Linked DNA regions of Homo sapiens: region 2 is linked to region 1. A link is a loop called in an ENCODE intact Hi-C map of the cell type or tissue named here. Cell type or tissue: ascending aorta. All regions are shown on one strand. Links, peaks and the distances in the headings refer to the core of each region. The heading gives the core; the rest is flanking DNA. Region 1 overlaps UNC13B (unc-13 homolog B). Region 2 holds the start of LOC124902147 (a long non-coding RNA gene).

Evidence for each region. A loop is a pair of places that touch in the nucleus more often than their neighbours do. Peaks named below come from ENCODE experiments on the same cell type or tissue, not always from the same donor. Only the 100,000 strongest peaks of a DNase experiment are listed, where the experiment ranks them.
Region 2: a loop joins it to region 1, with 1.9 times the contacts of the local background. A loop is called at or near these places in 2 of 110 quality-filtered maps.

Annotation. Positions count from the first base shown.
Region 1 is chr9:35,380,487-35,391,033 of GRCh38, forward strand. It overlaps UNC13B (unc-13 homolog B), which reads left to right. Exons shown (of 40, transcript NM_001371189.2): 18 at 1-153; 19 at 614-729; 20 at 1,070-1,233; 21 at 1,871-2,021; 22 at 3,760-3,828; 23 at 5,238-5,327; 24 at 5,679-5,807; 25 at 9,360-9,487; 26 at 10,143-10,228. Among named protein-coding and RNA genes, the nearest start is that of RUSC2, 100 kb to the right of the region's middle. In ascending aorta, for the core only: a CTCF peak has its summit at 4,806 (motif pointing left); no DNase peak of the experiment used is centred there.
Region 2 is chr9:35,149,213-35,159,759 of GRCh38, forward strand. It overlaps LOC124902147 (a long non-coding RNA gene), which reads right to left and starts at 7,222. Exons shown (of 2, transcript XR_007061469.1): 1 at 6,884-7,222; 2 at 2,049-2,387. It also overlaps the pseudogene LOC730110. RefSeq lists an enhancer at 8,603-9,156. In ascending aorta, for the core only: no CTCF peak of the experiment used is centred there; no DNase peak of the experiment used is centred there.

The DNA of each region.
Region 1 (10,547 bases), core at 723-8,722:
CTGACCGCATTAAGGTGCGTGTATGGGATGAGGATGATGACATCAAGTCAAGAGTAAAGCAACGCCTAAAGCGAGAGTCTGATGATTTCCTTGGCCAAACCATCATTGAGGTTCGGACCCTAAGTGGCGAGATGGACGTCTGGTACAACTTGGGTGAGGAAACTGGACCCGAGAAAGTTGCTTGGAAGGGAAAGCATGAAGGGGACCTGGGAATAGTCCTTCTACCAAAACCACCATCTGTCCCCAAAGCATACCTCTATACAGAGCCTGTCTCACCTGCAAAGAACTGACTGTGGGGAGGGATGGGGGACAGAGGAGTGGCAGTGGCTGTGAGTCACTCTGGCTGAATGTTCTCTAGGTTTCAGAAGGCCCTTTAATCTTCATACTAGTGCTTTTGTCCCCCCTCCACACTCCTGTTCTCCTACCCAGCTAGTTCAAGGGTACTTGTGGAATATGTGGTCACTGGAGTGATTCACCCTATTTGGTGAGTCCTTGGGTTGGCCCCTTCTTTTCCTTGGGTTGGCCCCTTCTCTTCCTTGGGTTAAGCCAGAATGGAACTATCTATGCTGTCTAGTTGCATTGGTGTCAATCTCCAGTCTTCTTTCCTTCCTAGAGAAGAGGACAGACAAATCAGCCGTCTCAGGGGCTATCCGACTACAAATCAGTGTGGAGATCAAGGGGGAGGAGAAAGTAGCCCCATACCACGTGCAGTATACATGTCTCCATGAGGTGAGCCAGCCCTTGGTAGGTGGGGGATCAGAAAGCAGTGCTGGGAGAGGCCTTTGGCCATAAGTAGGATTGCTAGGTGGTTGGAATCCGAGGCCCATTTTAAATTTTATCCTTGATTCACTCTGTTACCCTGGAGAGTCCGAGTGACTGAACTCAGACTGCATTCTCTTCCACTAATGTGAGAACAGCCTACTGGGGCCACAGGAGGAACTGAGCAATGACTGGAAGGACAGAATTTCTGTGGGACCTTGTGCACATTCTTCTGGGCTTTACCACCAAGTTTGTTTTTGTCTTTCATATGTGTTTAACCCATTCCCTTTCTCTGCTCTGTCTCCTGCAGAATCTTTTCCATTACCTCACAGACATTCAGGGCAGTGGAGGAGTCCGCATCCCTGAAGCTCGAGGAGACGATGCCTGGAAGGTGTACTTTGATGAGACAGCCCAAGAAATTGTGGATGAATTTGCCATGCGTTATGGCATTGAGTCCATATATCAGGCCATGACGTGAGTCTCTGCTGCGGCACCGGGAAGTGGCTACTAATCACTGGGGTGGCTAATTAAGGCACACTGACATGGTGGGCAGGTCCTTAGTGAGGTAGCATGCAGTGATTCCTTTACTTTCCTCTCTGAGCTGGGTGAGATGGGTCTATGCCCCAAGACAAGAAGGGTATATGTAGAAAAAGAATGTTGTAACTCACAGAAAAGGTATTTCTGTCTGCCTCAGAGTTGAGGGAACTCTGCAGGGAAAGAGGCATGTGAGAGTATGCAAGGACAACCTGCCTAGACATCACAGGCCTGAGCAGACAGGGTATGTGTGCTCGTGTACATGTGTTTGTGACAACCGGTCTGGCCTAGACTGGCCTGGGGGTTCAAAGAGAACACTAAACTGCAGGGAAAGCAGCTGTGTATGGAGTTGACCAGGACTCCTTGAATGGGAATTCCAGATTGCTATGAGAAGCAGGGTAGCCTTTCTGTCAGTGAGGCTGCCCCTAGAGCTGTGTGCAGAAAGTAGCCCTAGGCAAGAGAGGGCAGCAATTGCCCTGGCTGTGCTTCATTTATCCCATAAACTTTTAGAGTTCCTGCTTGGCTTTTGCTGCAAGCCCTGAAGAGTCTTTGAGGCTGCGGGTGCTGTGTTTTTCAGGCACTTTGCATGTTTATCATCCAAGTACATGTGTCCTGGTGTGCCAGCAGTGATGAGCACCTTACTGGCCAACATCAACGCCTACTATGCCCACACAACTGCCTCTACCAATGTCTCTGCATCTGATCGCTTTGCAGCCTCCAACTTTGGGGTAAGTATCATGTAAACACATATGTCTGCATTTGTTACCAATTAATAAAGTTTGATTTTTTTTTTTTTTTTTTGAGACAGAGTCTCGCTCTGTTGCCCAGGCTGGAGTACAGTGGCGTGGTCTCGGCTCACTGCAACTTCTACCTCCTGGGTTCAAGCGATTCTCCTTTCTCAGCCTCCTGAGTAGCTGGGATTACAGGCACCCGCCACCACGCCCGGATAATTTTTGTGCTTTTAGTAGAGATGGGGGTTTTGCCATGTTGGCCAGGCTGGTCTGGAACTCCTGACCTCAGGTGATCCACTCACCTCGGCCTCCCAAAGGGCTGGGATTACAGGCTTGAGCCACCGTGCCCAGCCAAGTTTGATTTTTCTTGGCTGGTCCTATAGAGTTACTTGATGTGCTTAAAATTCAGATAGCTACCATTTTGATAGATGAATCTTGTTTCCTGTTTCCTTATGGGTATGCGGACTATACTAATAGCCTCTCCTCACACACAGATAAAGAAGAGAAGGTGGTTGGGGGTGGTACCACCTGGGCTTGGCCAGAACCCCTCTGGGCCAACAACTTGGTTGAATTACGATAGTCTTCCATATTCTTCAGTCTTGCAGGTCCACAAATGGATTTTTAAAAATCTTGTTCAGTCTGTCTGTGATGGATTCATATTACTTGAGTTGATATGAGACTGATGTCTAAGCAATGATGCCAGTGTGCACTTGAACCTGTTCCTTTTCTAGTGTCCAGACTGTTTTCCCTATCCAGGGTGTGCCCTTCCTGGGTTAAGGTACCTGAGAAGTTGAGTCATTACTCAGAATGTCACCTGACATTAATTCAGTATAAACTAGATAAAATAATTCTGACCCAACACAAAAATTACCATTTTGGGCATAAAGTTACTGATATCACCCCAATTCACTGAGTCTATGAAATCTGACTTTTTTGTACTAATGAATTTTTTGTTGTTGATAGAGCCTTTCTGTAGATGTGTAACTTATTAAGCCAGTCAAATATTTGTTCCATTTTGCCTCATCTCATTATGTATTGACTTAATCAACATCTACTCATATAATCAATATATGAGTTCTAGGAGTGGGATGCCAACATCCTGCAGGCATATGATTCCACGTTTAATTATACTTTTTCTATGAAAATCAGCTATTAAAATAGTATATGTTAGATATTTTAACATTTAAAAAGTATACACTATGGGAAATGTGTGTGGAATGTGGTTTAAAGAGAGACCCCTTCCTGCCTGTCCTGTTATCTTTCATATGCATCAGATTCTCCCTCCTATCATCACTGCTAGGCTGTGGCTGTATAACTGTTATGCACTACCCCGAGATAAGTCAGGAGACCTCAGACTCAAGAGAGAATGTGTTTGGAGTTTCTTCTTATCTAACTAAGATAAGTTACAGTCCCAAAGGTATAGAGATGCACTGGTCATGCCCTATTGACTCTCATATAGAAGGAGCCATTTCTCCCCCCAGGGACTTGGCTTTTTCCTTGTCAGTGTGAGATTTCCCAGATTGGGACAGAGCTGCAAAGAGATAGAACAGGGACTTTCTATCTCATTTTTTCCGTTACACTGTTTGTTGTTCTTCCCATGGGCAGGGATGTGTCTCCAACCCAATGCCTCCCGACTCTTTCTACTCATCCAGGGGTGGTTCTGTTTCTGTTATAGTTTAGGGGACTCAGACACAGGTTCTCTTTTTCTTCCCCTTTATTTGTTTCTCACCCTCAGAAAGAGAGATTTGTAAAACTGCTGGACCAGCTACACAACTCACTGAGGATCGACCTCTCTACATACAGGGTGAGTGAAGACACGGCTGTGGGCAGGATAATAGATATCAAGCACGGTCCCAGAGAGACTGTAGGCCAATCTTGGCTATAAAGATTGAGGCCAGGGAAAACTGGTCTGTGTCATCACATCCACCCAAATGGCCAATGCTACTGACACCTGTGGTTCTTTTAACTCCAGGGACCATGTGGTGTATAAATAGCAGCAGGTATGGTTAGTTTTTATAGACAGTTGTCTTTCCAACCTCATTCTTAACACTCTACTAAACTCTCTGGTGACATTCTCATTAGGGAGTTTCCTGAGGATAATCTCTTCCAGGAGTATCCTTTTAAAAAATTAGATACCTAATTACATTTCTTTTTTGCATTTTTCCATACTCTCCTCGTTTTCCAGCGGAGGTGTGAGAATCTGGCTAGGGGACAGAGAGTAGCTTGGCTTTTGCAAGTAATCTGTATCAGAGAGCATGTCCATTCCTAGTATAAAGGGAGGAAATAGGTATAGTAGGAGGATGGTTACTGGGACGGGACAGGATAAGGAAATGGGCAGTTTCTTAGTTCCTCCTATGTTAGATCTTAGAAATGGCTTCATTACTTGCTTTAAAGTGTGTGAATTTTCAGAACAGGCAATATATGCACATTAAAAAGTAAGTATAAAAACAACCTTAAAGTCAAAAAGAAATGAGGTTTTAATTGTCTGCACTCAAGTGCCCTCCATTTGCACAAATAATGGACAGCTGACTGTATATCTTATATTTGGCATATAAGTAGCCATTTGAAGGTTTAAAAACTGACCATTAATGTGAAGACAGGCTCAGCATCTCCCTTCAGCTCTTCATAGCAGCTCCCTCCTAAGACTCGTGCCAAAGTGAATGAAGTAAGGATGGCTGGAAATTCCTAAGGAACTCACTCCAAAAGCAGTTCTGCTCAGAGATCTGCCATCTGCTGGCTGCAGAACAGTAGAAGAGCTGGGTTCTATTGTACAAAAAGTACAGGTCCTGGACCTCAGTTTGGTCTGTAGTGTGGCTCCACTTATATTCCAGGATATACAGTTAGATTGTAATTTTCGAAGAACTCACTGTTGGTGTGTAAGAATCTTCATCCAAGAAAAAAGCATGTGTGTAAGTTTGTGTGTGCCTGTGTGTTCCTTTGTACAAGTGCTTATACATTGCATGGGAAGTAGGGCTGGAGGAGGATGTGTCACTTTCTAGGGTGGGGAGTATTAACCCCTGCTTTTGGCAAGAGCCTGTTTGCATCAATAGAAAAAAGAGAAGGAGACCTGTAACTTTACAGTGTTTTTGGCCAGCTCAACTAGAGAAAAACCCAGTAGGTAACAATTAGGGAAGCTTTTGATATCATCACTTTTGGCAGGGAAGGTTTTCATAGTCCTCTGTTCCTTTCTTACATTTGCTTGATTTGCAACAGAATAATTTCCCTGCTGGGAGTCCTGAACGGCTTCAGGACTTAAAATCCACAGTGGATTTGCTGACCAGCATTACTTTCTTCAGAATGAAGGTAAGAAATGGACTGGGGCTTGGGTGGTGCTGGGCTGGAGACCTGGCTACAGGAACGTGAAGAATGAGAATCATTGGGCAGAGTCTGAGGCTACAGGATTCATCACCTCTAAGCTTACATTTCTGTGTACCTGTTCCCTGGGTTACTTCTGAGAGAGCACATAGACTATGGATCCATGAGGATGGGGTGGAAGTTTTCCCTGTCAACTATCCTGGCAATTTCATCACAGGGAAAAGTCTAGGGACCCAGACAGGGATGAAAGAATCTAGAGTAGGTTTGGGGTAGTGCTAGGAGAATATCCCACCCAGGTGAGCAGGTCCTTGGGCCCATATTTCTTCTTTTAATTGGCAGGTACAAGAACTGCAAAGCCCTCCAAGAGCCAGCCAGGTGGTAAAGGATTGTGTGAAGGCCTGTTTGAACTCCACATATGAATATATCTTCAACAACTGCCACGACTTATACAGCCGCCAGTACCAGCTGGTAAGAGGTTCAGGATCAGGTGGGGCCAGCTGTCAGTGGCTCTTTGGAGCCTCAGTTTTCCTTCATGATGGTGGTGGAAAAGCACTCAGGACAAAGTACTTGATGTTCTCAAGGGTGAGTGAGTTGTGGAGTATGAACCATGTGGACCATGTGAGATATGTGGATGGAAAGAGACCCCTGGGCAAGATGAGACATACCTGAATTGAACAGAAATGGCAACAATAATGATGTTGAAGAAAGTAAACCTAAATTCATGCACAGTTCAGGGGTTGAGTAGGGGAATTCTCAGTCCATCCCAGAGTCTTTTTTTCTCCCTCAAGTTTAACTTTATTCTGACTCTTGCAGACTCTTGTAAGTTCTGGGCTTCCTTCCTCTGAGATCTGAAGTGGTCTCTGAGCTGCTGGCTCCTGGAAGCTTTACTTTTCCCTCTAATTACTTCTCTCTGAAATGTGTGGTTCTTCTGGGTTGTATTCATCCACTGGCTATCAAGACTGACCCTATCCTTCTGTGAGGCTGAGCTACTTCACCTGTTTTAGCCTGGCACCCTAAGTCAGTACCTGGTGACTTAGTACATTTTCCCAGATCCTTCTAATAGTGTCCCCGATCCATGCTCCCAACTTATTTGAAAGCCAGAACTTACTTCTAGCTCCAATTACTCAATTACAGTTCCAATCTTAGGAGTTTCTTGCTGACCATACATTTGCAGAGTGGATTCCCTTCAGTCCAACAAATATTGAATGTTTGTTCTAGGCCAGGTCTGAGGAGAGCACAGTGCTCCTTCAGTAAGTTTGCAGTCTCATAAACATATATATAACTCTAATCAAAAGAGTCTGTTTGAAGGGCCTTGAAAAAGGGATAAGATTAAAGGAATTCCAAGGAGGAAGAGTCTTTTCGCACTCTTGATCAGATACCAGGAAAAGCTACATAAAACAAGGAACATTTGAGATAGACCTTAAAAGGCAGTGGGATTTGGACAACCAATGATGGCAGGACAACCTAAATGTCTTGGACATTTATCTTTAAGTAACTACATCCAATTTGTAAAGCTTCCTAGGAACACCCTCATAAAGACTAAGATCTTGTTCCTACTGCCTCTTCTCATTCCCAAGTGTACTTTCTGTGCCAGCCATGTATTTAAGGCTTCTTCCTTTTAAGGTTTCTAAAGCCTCCTGTTGATTCTGAAATCCATGGGAGGTTTTCCTGAGGCCTTTGTTTTACTTGATACATTCTAGGCTCCTCTGTCATCTGTCTATGAAGTCTCTGGTTGAGGAAAGACACTGTTCTCATAAACTATTCAGGGATACTCTTTAGCCTTTGTATTTTAGTATCTGCTTTTTACTTTCTCTCAATTTCATTTTTTCCTTATTCCATATTTACACTGGCATAAACTCTTGATGTCTTTTAAAATTTCCATCTGTTGACCTTCAGTCATTGGTTTATTCGTCCATTCATTTACTTAACAGAGCATTAGAGACATAAAGTTGAGTAAGAGACATTTCAGCCTTTGGGGATCTCATGGTTTAGTGGAGGTCAGGGCAAATTACTACATTTATTGTTTTTTTGTTGTTGTTATTTTGTTGTTACTATGTTTTATTGTAGTTGTAGTTTTCTGATACATCTACACCAAAGGTTCACAGAGGGTGCTGTGGGAGCCCAGACCAAGGATGTCAGGAAAATCTCTCAGAAGAGGCAAAGTTCAATCTGAATTTTGAGGAAGGAGTAGGAATTAACTAAAGAAAGGGGCTGGAGGGAAGGGGCATACCACAGAGAGAATAGAATGCTTGGAGGCACAGAATTATGTATGAGCTTGTTAATTTAAAGAAATATAAGCAGGCCGGGCGCAATGGCTCAAGCCTGTAATCCTAACACTTTGGGAAGCCGGGGCGGGTGGATCACTTGAGGTCAGGAGTTTGAAACTAGCCTGGCCAATATGGTGAAACCCTGTCTCTACTAAAAATACAAAAATTAGGCAGGCATGATGGTGGGTGCTTGGAATCCCAGCTACTTGGGAAGTTGAGGCAGGAGAATTGCTTGAACCCAGGAGGCAGAGGTTGCAGTGAGCTGAGATCGTGCTGCTGCACTCCAGCCTGGGCGACAGAGTGAGACTCCGTCTCAAAAAAAAAGACAAAATAAAAATAAGATAAAGAAGTATAGCAATTTAGGGTACTTACGGCATCCAGCTGTGGGATTCAGCTATCTGGGATCAAATCTTAGTTCTGCTCTTTAAAACTGCATGACTTTGGACAAGTCATGTAACCTTGCTGCCCTTCACTCTCCTCATCTGTAAATGAAGGTGATAATAATTTCTACTAAATGGAGTTGTTGTGAGGATTAGATAGGATAATGTGTGTAAAGGTCTTAGCAGAGTGTGCGGCACATAATAAGCAGTAAATAAGTGGTGGTGGTGTGGTAATAGCTGGAACAAAAAGAGTTGTAAGGTATGAGGTTGAGAGTCATATTCTGGAAGGTGTAAACTAAGGAATTTAAACTGTATTGAACGCCGTTGAAGGGCTTTAAGCAGAGGAGTAACACATTGAGATTTTCTTTGTAGAAAGATCACGATAGCTGCAAGGAGGAGGGATTGGATTGAAGATCAAAGACCAGTTCAGAAATCCTTGAATGATAAGAGCCTGAGCCAGGACAGTGACAGAAAAATAAAAGGAAGAGATGTATTTAAGTTATATTAAAGATTCTGTCCTGGTTTCTAGGAACTTCTTGATAATGCAGGCTTATTAAGGACTGTGGAAGCTTTCCAGTGACATATGACATCCCACATAAAGGCCCTGTTCCTGTCCTTCTGGGCAGCTCCACCTTCACCTTTGACTTAGTGGGAGATAATGTGTGTTCCACCCTCCCTGTGGTGACTCCTACTTCACTTTTCTGGGCTGTGAATATAGAGTGATTTCTCTTTACCTGAAAGTCACCATTGTATTCCCTTGCCTCTTCCCAAGTAAGGCCCTATCTTATCTAGTTAGGCAGATAGCTTCCTAGATGCAGTTCTTCCCCCTAATAACTTCAGGGGATCAAGGGAAGTCCTACTCCACTGAAAGGCTGAAATGCGCACCAGATCTGTTCAGTAGCTCCTGCAGAAGTTGAAAGAGCTTCTCAGAGCTGAGATGTGTATGTGTGTGGTCGTGGTGTGCTGTCAGTAGAGGAATACCACCAGAAGAGGAGGGCTGCCTGCCTGTAGGGGCCGCATAGAAGTAGACCTATTTAGTAAGGCTGGAGGGGCTGTTTCCTTTAGCCAGCGAGTTACTCTGCCCATAGCAACTGAGAGAAGGAAGGAGGATGGGCATCCTTATGTCTCTTGGACTGACCAAGTTTATCAGAGAGAACTTCTCAGCGATAGGCTCCCTGTGTTCAGGGATCTCACAATAGTCACTCTTACAGAACAGGGATAGTCTTGTGGAAGACAGGCTCTAGGAGAGGAAAGGTCCTTGATTCTAGAGGAAGAGGTATAGGAAGGGGAAGAGAAAGAGGATCGTTGGAGACACCCTCTACATTCTACTCTGACTCTTTCTCCCTCTCTCTCACTGTGTCCTCTGGATCAAGAAGCAGGAGCTACCTCCAGAGGAACAAGGGCCCAGCATTCGGAACCTGGATTTCTGGCCCAAGCTCATCACACTCATCGTGTCAATCATAGAGGAAGATAAGAATTCCTACACACCTGTTCTGAACCAGTGAGTATCACCCTCTTTGGCCCTGTCTGTTGGTGGTTGGTCTGTCCATCTGTCTAACAACCTCTTTCTTTCCTGTCTCTGTATGTTTGCAGTGCCACCTCTTCTTCCTGTCCATCCATCTGTCCCTCTGTCCCTTGTATCTGTCTGGGTAACTGTTTCTGGAGACAGGTGTGGAAACATAATGGGGGTCCCTGGCCAGATTGAGCCAGCTTCCCTGGAGTGAGAGACTTCTGGGACTGGGACTGCCATAGGAGCCCCAGGGGATCCAGAGACCATGTGTGTATGTGTCTGTCCACTGTGAATGAAGTGGGCCTTCTTATAGCCCACCCCCACTTGCCCTTTCTCCTCCAGCTTATTTAGCCTGCGCCTGCTTTCCAGCCTCTGCCTGGAGAGTCTCTACCTCTCAATTCCCTGCCTTCTGGGCATCTTCTGCCCCCAGGCCCATCTTGCCTATGGGGATCCCTTCTGCCCTCACTTGTCCTGCCACTGGCCCCTGGCCCCTGGGCCCCTTTTCTCCAGATTGGACCTAGCCCTGTTCCCTAAGCATCTCCTCTCTCCAATATGACTTCCAAGAACTAGGCACTTTAGCCTTGAAATGAATCAAATCAAATGGCTCTTGCCTTATTCTCTGACTGTGGTTTCTTCTGTCATCCAGGTTTCCTCAGGAGTTGAATGTGGGAAAAGTCAGCGCAGAAGTGATGTGGCATTTGTTTGCCCAAGACATGAAATATGCATTGGAGGGTAAGGATCTGTTCAAATCAGTGGGCTGCCAGGCTCCTAGCCCAAGCTCCTCGTTCACTGTCCCTTTCCTCTTCTAGACAACTACAAGTTCTGGGTGAGTGGTATAGTGAGAAACTAAAGGAATTCTAGGCCTAGTGGGATGTAGGCCCCGGGAGACCTTGGGTGGGCAAAGTTGCAGCCAAAGGACATATGAAAATGGCTGTGTGGATGTAGCTTCCTCCTTCCAGCTTTGGAGCAACTGCCTGTTCAAGACCTTCCCAGCCCAGAGATGAAATTCTCCCATGGTGGGTGTTCTTAGGTGGCCCACTTCCTGGAGAAT
Region 2 (10,547 bases), core at 1,447-9,446, 230 kb before region 1:
TCAGCTGTGGATCTCCCAATACCTGCAGGTCACAGGGCCACAGAGGATGGGCCTCTAGGAGCAGAGGACGCAGAACAGTGAAGACTCACTGACATGCTCTTTAACAAAAATTTGTAGGCCAGGCACAGTGGCTCATGGCTGTAATTCCAGCACTTTGGGAGGCCAAGGCAGGTGGATCGGGAGGTCAAGAGATTGAGACCATCCTGGACAACATGGTGAAACCCCTCTCTACTAAAAATACAAAAATTAGCTGGGCATGGTGGCAAGTGCCTGTAGTCCCAGCTACTAGGGAGGCTGAGGTAGGAGAATTGCTTGAACCTGGGAGGTGGAGGTTGCAGTGAGCCGAGATCAGGCCATTGCACTCTAGCCTGGTGATGGAGCGAGACCCCATCTCAAAAAAAAAAAAAAAAAAAAAGTAGAGTATTGCAAGGGTGAAATTTGAAATTTGGCTTTCTCTCTCTTGAAAAAGATTTCTGTTTGCCTCATGAATAAACTATCGAAAAAATAGGGGAAGGACAAGGGACAGATTGTTTGGAAAACTACATCTTCACACTTGATGAGTGAAGATTTTTGCTTTAAAAAAATAATTGAGTCATTTAAATGGATGACTTATGGCAACCCAAACTTCTATTAAGTGTTTTAAGCCTTTATAGCTTCAAAATTGTCTCTCCTAACCCCTGACTTTTGGATGCAACAGAGGGCTCCTGGAGCATCCAGAGGAGAGGTAAACAGGATTATTTGACATGTTTAGTTACATAGGATTGTTGAAATAAGGTGGTGGTTGATCTTCAGGTTATATTTTAGTGAAAAATGTTAATGCATGTTCCATTATTGTATGGGATTTCTAGAGTTCTGATGTCTCAGTTTGTGTTATCAATCATAATTAGGGTTATTGTGTTAGATTATTATAAATCACAGAGATGACCAATTTTTTTTTGTCAATTGTGTTTTTTGACTGTAATTACCCAGGATATTTTGACAGTCATAGACAATTGTTTTGTGTGATCCTCTTTAAAGGGTGGATTATAACCCTTGAGTGCAGGTTTCTGGTAACTTTGGAGATTGTGATCGGGAGTTGACTGGGTGAACTGTACTAATGGAAGACTAATCTTTTTTGACTTTTGCTTTTTGCTTGGAACACTGCTGATTCTTATGTTCTGTTTTTCATAATCAAGGAAGTTTTTCTTTTGAGCTATTTGTAGCTTTTAACAATTGTAGGGTGAACCAACCAGTGACCTCAGACTGCAGCTCAGAAGAAACAAGGGATGGGTCGTCAAACTCCAAATGGTCATAAAAATGGAGACTCGGACATTGGCTCCTTTGTACTGGGGACCCTTAGATAGGCCTCTGAGAGAGAAAACTGTCATTTTCCCAAAACAACTTCCCTTCTCAGCATGAAGCAGTTAACAGTGGCCATCATCCCTATACTAACAGCAGTTAGATATACCTCTTCAGAGGGGGGAATGATGGCAGTGGCTGCTGCCATCATGCTGGCTGCAGCAGGGAAGCACGGCTGGGGCTACACACTCCATGGAGCCGGTGGAAGTCCTGACCTTCTGAGTTGGGATGGGAGCTCCCTGGTCTGCTGCAGCTGCCCAAACCACAGCTGCAGAGCCAGGGCTCCAGCTCTACGAGCACTGCTCAGTCTCAATCTCAACTGACTGCAATATCTGCCTCCTGGGTTCAAGAGATTCTCCTACCTCAGCTTCCCAAGTAGCTGGGATTACAGGCACCTGCTACCAAGCCTGGCTAATTTTTGTATTTTGAGTAGAGATGGAGTTTTGCTATACTGGCCAGGCCAGTCTCAAACTCCTGACCTCAGGTGATCCACCTACCTCAGCCTCCCCAAGTGCTGTGATTGCAGGTGTGAGCCACCGTGCCTTGCCACAGAAGCAAAGATTATTCCATTTTGGGCTAGGTTTATAGTTTTGTAAACCCTATGCCAAATTTTGACACCTTACAGTATTTGGCAGGGATAAGTCTGAAATTCCTTGATTAATAAATGCAAACTGTCAAGTGTGTCAGTGTGAAGAGATCACCAGACAGGCTTTGTGTGAGCAAAAAAACTGTTTAATCACCTGGGTGCAGGTGGGCTGAGTCAGAAAAAGAGACAGCAAAGGGAGTTAGGGGTGGGGCAGTTTTATAGGAGTTGGGTAGGTAGTGGAAAATTACACTCAAAGGGGGTTGTTCTCTTGCGGGCAGGGGTGGGGGTCACAAGGTGCTCAGTGGGGAACTTCTGAGACTCATTGTCCAGGAGAAGGAATTTCACAAGGTAATGTCATCAGTTAAGTCAGGAACTGGCCATTTTCACTTCTTTTGTGGTTCTGCAGTTTCCTCAGTCCATCTGGATGTACAGGTGCAGGCTTGGGCTCAGAGGCCTGACAATCCTGTCTTTTTATATTAATAAGTAAAACAAAACAAAACAGTGGTGAAGTGTTAGGGTGGTGAAAATTTTTGGGAGTGGTATGGAGGGAAAATGGGCGATGTTTCTCAGGGCTGCTTTGAGTGGGATTATGGGCGGTGTAGGAACCTAGAGTAGGAGAAATTAAACTGAAGAAAGATTTTGGGGTAAGGGGTGATATCATGGGGTTGTTAGAATCAGCATTTGTCGTATAGAATGATTGGTGATGGCCTGGATGTGGTTTGGTATGAATTGAGAAATTAAACGGAAGACACAAGGTCCAAATAAGAGAAGGAGAAAAACAGGTATTAAAGGACTAACAATTGGGAGGACCCAGGACATCCAATTAGAGAGTGCCCAAGGGGGTTCAGCGTGATTATTTGCTTGGTTGGTGAGTTTTGGGCTCTATCCTTGAGGGTTTTTTTTTTTTTTTATGTTGTCAGGTACTAGGCCAGATTGATTTAGGTAAAAACAACATTCTTCATTTAGAAATATGAAAAGTCCCCCTTTTTCAGCAGTGAGTAAGTCGAGGCCTCAGTGGTTTTAGAGGAAAGAGAAATGCAAAGCCAGCAATTGTTTGTTAAAGAAGGATTAGAAATGGCTAGGAGAGAGACAGTGAGATTGATAGTGTGGTGGAGATAGCTGGGGAGAGGTAAAGGGTGGCATAAGAATGGGAATGAGAATAAGAGTGAGTATAAAAGTAAAGAATAGAACTTCATCAGGGTGAAAGTATTGGAGGGTGCCCTGCCAGCAAAGATCATCTAACAACTCCAAGAGGGAGTCAAGAGTGGTGGTTTGGGGATAGCACCAGGAGATATCAGCTGTGATGGCTTGGAGAAACAGTGTAAACCAGCAGTGTAAACAAGAGCAGGGCATTTATGAGTAGTTGAGAATGGTGAATAGGAGTATGACTAGATAGAAGATAGTAGGGATGACAAGTTTTTGGGGTACAGTCCAAGTAGTGGGGGTGACTGCCTAAAGCCCTGTTGCAAAAAGTAGGGTAAGGATGAATAGACCTAATAGAATGAAGGGATGTATTAGGCTCATAAGGGTTATTACTGTTCTTCAGAAATGCAAGTGTGTTTAAAGGAAGTAGGGGAGAGTACTTGCAACTTCTAGGAGGAAGAGGAGAGATCAGGCTGGCTGTCCAACGAACACAGGGCATATGAGTAAAGTCAACCTGCCAATCTTGTGTTGGAGTAAATCCACGAGCCTGATGTGTAGGAAAAGGAGGAGGCCTGAGAAAATCTTAGGGGCTGGTGGCATGGCAGGCAGAGCATTGAGAAGTGATGGTTTTAAGGATGGATTTCCATGATGGGAAGGAAATGAGGGGCTGTAGGAGGTGAGCCAGAAGCTTATATCCTACATGGAAATGGTCATGAAGGGAAGAGAGAATAGACTGGGCTTGTGAGGCAGGAAGAATGAACTTTCCACAGAGTAAAATAAAAATTATGAAATCTGGTAGAGCAGGTTTTCAGAAGAAGAATAGTTGGGAGTGATAGAGGAGCTACAGGGCGCGGTGCCGGTCCTTGTGTAAGAATTCCAACCGTGGCCAGGTGTGGTGGCTCACGCATGTAATCCCAGTACTTTGGAAGGCCGAGGCAGGTGGATCACGAAGTCAGGAGATCGAGACCATCCTGGTGAACATGGTGAAACCCTGTCTCCACTAAAAATACAAAAAAAAAAAAAAAAATTAGCTGGGTGTGGTGGCGGGCGCCTGTAGTCCCAGCTACTTGGGAGGCTGAGGCAGGAGAATGGCATAAACCCAGGGGGTGGAGCTTGCAGTGAGCCAAGATTGTGCCATTGCACACCACCCTGTGAGACACTGAGACTCTGTCTCAAAAAAAAAAAAAAAAAAAAAAAGAATTCCAACTACACAGCCCTGCACTTCGGCTGTGTGTAATGAAAAAGTGTTGGGATGAGTTAGGGAGAGCTAGTGTGGGAGTAGCTTCTAGGGCTGTTTTTAAGGAATGGAAAGAGTAGTGGGGAAAGGATTTAGGATCTATGGGGTCAGCTAGGTTTTCTTTTGTGAGTTTATATAATGGTTTAGTCAAGATGGTAAAACTAGGTATCCAAAGGCGAAAGTACCTAACCATGCCTAGGAAGGAAAGGAGTTGTTGCTTTGTAGAAGGGGTTGGAGTTTGGGAGATTAGCTGGACACGATCAGCAGGGAGAACACATGTGTTTTTATGAAGAATTATGTCAAGACAGGTAAGGAATGAGGAAGAAATTTGGGCTTTGGAGGGGAATGTGCGATGTCCTTTCGTGAACAGATGTTGGAAGAGCAAGAGAGTGTCCTGTTTGGAAGATGTGTAGGAGGGGCTATAACGTAGAAGGTTGTCATAATGTTCAATAAGGTGAGAAGCAGATGGATGGAAAGAAAGCATATCATGAGAAATGGCTTGACTGAAGTAATGGGGGCTGTCAATGAAGCCTTGCACAGTACAGCCCAGGTAAGTTGCTGAGTCTGATGGGTGTCAGGGTCAGTCCAAGTGAAAGCAAAAGAGGCTTTGAACTGGGGAAAAGGGCAGCAATGAGGTATGGCTGTAGCCTAGGAATAGTCAGGGAAGCAGATAATTTAGTTAAAACGTCTCAACCTAATAAGGGAGCTGGGCAGGTGGGGATAACTAAAGAGTGCATGAAAGAATATTGTCCAAGTTGGCACCAGAGTTGGGGAGTTTTAAGAGGTTTAGAAGCCTGGCCGTCAATACCTGCAACAGTTATGGAGGCAAGGGAAACAGCCCCTTGAAAAGAAGGTAATGTGGAGTGGGTAGCCTCTGTATTGATTAAGAAGTGGACAGAGTTACCCTCCACTGTAAGAGTTACCCAAAGTGTCTGTGATGGTCCAGGAGGCTTATGAGGCAATTGGGCAGTTTCAGTCTTCAGCCGCTAGGCTAAGAAGATCTAGGAAGGAGTCAGTCAGAAAGCCTTGGGCCAGAGTTCCAGGGGCTGTGGGAGTGGCTGCCGGGCAAGTTGGACAGTCCGATTTCCAATGGGGTCTCATACAGATGGGACACGGCTTAGGAGGAATCCCGGGCTGTGGGCATTCCTTGGCCCCGTGGCCAGATTTCCGACACTTGAAGCAAGATCCTGAGGGAAGAGGTCCTATAGTAAGGCCTGGCCTCTGCAGTTTAGGCATTTTGAAGTTCTTGTGTGCTGGAGATGTGGCTGGGGTTTCTCTCACAGTGGAGGCAAGTAATTGCAACTCTTTTCTATCATTGTACACCTTGAAGGCAAGGTTAATTAAGTTCTGTTGTGGGGTTTGAGGGCCGGAATATAATTTTTGGAGCTTTTTCTAATGTCGGGAGTGGATGGGGTAATAAAATGCATATTGAGAATAAGACGGCCTTCTGGACCCTCTGGGTCTAGGGCAATAAAGCGTCTAAGGGATTTTGCCAAACGGGCCATGAACTGGGCTGGGTTTTTATATCTGATGAAAAACAGCCTAAATGCTAACTGATTTGGGAGAGGTCAGCTAAGAAAAAGGAGCATTAACCTTGACTATGACTTCAGCTCCAGCCACCCCTCTAAGAGGAAATTGTTGGGCAGGTCGGGGAGGGCTAGTCGCGGAACAAAACTGTGAGCTGGACTGGGCGTCAGAAGGGGAGGTGATAGAAGGATTATAGGGTCAGGGAACAGAGGCTGAAGAAGAATTGGGACCTGGCTCAGCCTGGCGAGGAGCCACCTGGGAGGAGGGGAGAGGAGGGGAGAGGTCAGATGGGTCCGTAGAAGAGGATTTAAAGGACTTAGCTTGGGGTGGAGACTGAAGGAACAGACAGGAGAGAAAGAAAGATTTGGGATGAGTCGCACTGGGAGCAGAGACTAGGGAGGGACCGATGTGTAAAAGAATGCCTGGATGTCAGGCACCTCAGACCATTTGCCTAATTTTACAACAAAAACTATCTAGATCTTGTAGGATGGAGAAATCGAAAGTGCTGTTTTCTGGCCATTTAGAACCATTGTTGAGTTTGTATTGGGGCAAAGTGGTATTGCAGAAGAAAATAAGGCATTTAGGTTTTTAGGTCAGGTGCGAATTGAAGAGGTTTTAAGTTCTTGAGAACACAGGCTAAGGGAGAAGGGGGAATGGAGGGCGGAATGTTGCCCATAGAAAGGTAGAGACACGGAGAAGTAGGGGGGTGGTGAGCAGCCCTGGACTACAATGTGGATGAGCAGCCAAAGCAGGCATCCCTGCAATTGACTTGCCACTAAGGGAATGTAGGTGAATGACCAAGGCAGGCGTCCCCACGGTGATCAGACACCAATGGAATGTGGGTGAATGATCAGGGCAGGCATCCCCACAATGATCAAACACCAAGGGAAGTCTGTTTTCTCAAGTCCGTGACCAGCGCTGGTGTTTTGGGTCCACAGATAAAATGTGTCTCCTTTGTCTCTACTAGAGAGGAAAATGAACTGGAATTGGAAGGACAGGGAGATTGAAGGGTAGCAAGAGAGGCTAGAGAAGAGAGTGAAAAGACCGCTTACCCGATTTGAAGTTGGTAAGGTATTCCTTGAGCTGGTCTGAGGACCCGAGGTCTTAGGTGGATCTCCTCATGGAGTGATGGTGAGGACAGGGGACCTGTCTTCCGAAGGAGTCTCCCTGTCCTGGGTCTTCGGCACCAAATGTCAAGTGCGTCCGTGTGAAGAGACCACCAAACAGGCTTTGTGTGAGCAATAAAGCTTTTTAATCACCTGGGTGCAGGCGGGGTGAGTCGGAAAAGAGAGTTAGCAAAGGGAGTTAGGGTTGGGGCAATTTTATAGGATTTGGGTAGGTAGTGGAAAATTACAGTCAAAGGGGGTTGTCCTCTTGCGGGCAGGGGTGGGGGTCACAAGGTGCTCAGTGGGGGAGCTTTTGAGACTCATTGTCCAGGAGAAGGAATTTCACAAGTTAATGTCATCAGTTAAGGCAGGAACTGGCCATTTTCACTTCTTTCGTGGTTCTTCAGCTTCCTCAGGTCTTCTGGATGTATAGGTGCAGGCTTGGGCTCAGAGGCCTGACACAAACAAAAATGTATGCTGGCAATTCCTAAGACATTTCTAACATTAATGTAACAATAATTTTAAACCTAGCTCAGTGAGGACTAAATTCTGATTTTATATCTTGCTCAAATTCCTGTGTAAGGGGTCTGGGGAGTCATGCGCTACAAATAATAAATTATTAGATGGTTTTTACTTAACCCTATATATTGTGACTTACTTTCCAACCTGACTGTGGCATAACATTATGAGACAAGGAAGCAAAACAAAATATTTTACCTTAAATCATGTTTCTTTGCCATCTATTGAAATGGCCTGCAAAGCTGTCCTTTGTGGGGTAAAATGTGCATATATAAAGAATCTCTATTAACATAGCTAAATCTTTTTCTTTCAGGCCCTCTCAATCCTAAAGAGATTAACTAAAAGTCTAGCACCCTTTGAAGATCTGAATTGGAAATATTTGTCATCTATTTTCTCTAAGGGCAGCCACTATAAGACTTCAAAAGAACCTTGGTCTCCACAGTGTTTTTTCTTAACCTAAATATTTCCTTTCTATGATCCCTGGTCTTTAGACAAACTCAACCAATTTTCAACCAGAAAATGTTTAAATTTACCTATAGTCTGGAAGCCCCCCTTTGAGTTGTTCCGTCTTTCTGGACCAAACCAATGTATTTCTTAAATGTATTTGATTGATGTCTCATGCCTCCCAAAAATTTATAAAACCAAGCTGCACCCCAACTACCTGGGGCTCATGTTCTCAAGACCTCCTGAGGGCTGTGTCATGGGCCATGGTTACTCATATTTGGCTTAGAATAAATCTCTTCAAATATTTTACAGAGTTTGATTTTTTTCATCAACATTAGTAAAGATTTTACTTAAGTTATGTAAACTTGAAAAAGCATTTGACTATTTTATTTTTTCCTGAATAAGTGTTTGATTTAAGCACTTTTATTTTCTTACGCCAATTAATTAGAGCTCTTTTATATATTTTCAGTAGTGAAACATTGTGTACACAACACATAAATACATAGACACATTAGGCATGCTGATAGAGGTACATCTTTTTTTTTTTTTTTTTGAGACAGAGTTTTTCTCTTGTCACCCAGGCTGGAGTGCAATGGCATGATCTCAGCTCACTGCAACTTCTACCCGCTGGGTTCAAGTGATACTTCTGCTTCGGCCTCCCGAGTAGCTGGGACTACAGGCATGTGCCACCACGCCTGGCTATTTTTGTATTTTTAGTAGAGACAGGTTTCACCATGTTGTCCAGGCTGGTCTCGAACTCTTGACCTTAGGTGATCTGCCCACCTCGGCCTCCCAGAGTGTTGGGATTACAGGCGTGAACCACTGCACCTGGCCTAGAGGTACCTCTTATAGATTCATAAAAAACGTTTTTTTTCCTTAGGCTTTCAGATTCTTTTTTTCCCCTCCTCCCTCCCCGCTACTTTCAGATTCTTGATAACCTGTTTCACAACCCTAGGCAGTTGTCAGCTAAATAGCCTTAAATTTGCATATTAAAGAAAACAACTCAGGTGAACTCCAAACAGCAAAATTTACATTATAAAGTGTGGAGAGAAAAAGTCTGGTGTGCTAGACGGAAATTGAAACAGATTTAATGGCCAATTAAACATAAAATTATAGAAATTATAAAAGCCTTTTAAATACACACACACACACATCCTATAGCTTTTACTTCAGAACTTTTAGCTATGAGATAAATTCAAATTTACCGGTTTGCAAAAAGAACTTGTTGGATCTAAACTGTGGTTTTTATCTTAACAGAAAATAATGGCAGATTTAGAGCAGGCAGAAAAGAATAGAGAAAAGAGGTCTTAGGAACTCTATAATTAGTAGGTCGACCTTAGGGCTCTTTTTTCTTAATGTAAATGTGCACAAAGACCATATTTTTTCCATTTTACATAAACTTTGGCAGTAGAGGTGCCATAAAACCTACAGAGTGCTCAAAAGAGGGTCATTCTCCTTGTTTTCTTCTCATTCTTAGATTATTTGTTTTCCACTTCTTTTTTTCTTAAAAGGAGAAACTGAGCTGTGGCTTAGAGTTTCTGTGTGGTGGATCATCACGTGCTGCTTGTGGGCAGGACTCCACAATGTGCCACCACTGAATGGTTTCCACCCTCTTACATGTCTCAGTTTCTCTCTCCAGAGGTTTATGACTTCTGAGAGGGCTCACAACACTGGGTGATCAGCCCTTCAATGTGTTTCCTGGATGAGCCAGTTTTTAAATTAAATATATATATATATATTTTTTTGAGACAAGGTCTTACTCTGTTGCCCCGGCTGGAGTGCAGTGGCATAATCTTGGTTCACTGCAACCTCCACTTTCTGGGTTCGGGCAATTCTTACGTCTCAGTCTCCTAAGCAACTGGGGTTACAGGCACGCACCACTACACCTGGCTAATTTTTGTATTATTAGTAGAGATGCGGTTTTGCTATGTTTGTCAGGCTTGGTCTTGAACTCATGACCTCAAGTGATCTGCCTGCCTCGGCCTCCTGAAATGCTAGGATTATGTGTGTGTGACCGCACCTGGCCTAAATTAATTTTTGTTGGGGATTTCCCTGCAGGACCACTGCACATCGTTCGGGGTCAACCTTTCAGACACTCCCACAAGGTCCCCAGTCACTCAGGGGCACCTTTCAGTTGGGAGGGGCAAATGCCCTTTCTTTTTGGAGCTGAGAAAACTCAGTCTCTGATATACCTATGAAAGCAACAGTTCAGTTCCTCATGCAAATGCACACAGACAAACGGAATTGAGATTAATGTTGGGAGAAAAAGCAATATAAAGGATCCTTCAGAACGGATCTCCAAACTAGAATTAGGATTTTTTTTTTTTTTTGAGATGGAGTCTCGCTCTGTCGCCCAGGCTGAGTGCAGTGGCACGATCTCGGCACAGTGCAACTTCCACCTCCCTGGTTCAAGCAATTGCCCTACCTCAGCCTTCGAATAGCTGGGATTACAGGTGCACACCACCAGGCCCGGCTAATCTTGAACTTGTGGGGTCAAGTGGTCCGCCCGCCTCAGCCTCCCAAAGTGCTGGGATTACAGGTGTGAACCACCGCACCTGGCCTAGAATTAGGATTCTTAAACAACGACTTCCTAGGAGAGAAAATTAAAAAAAAAAAAAAAAAAAAAAAAGGAAACAGCCAAAACCAC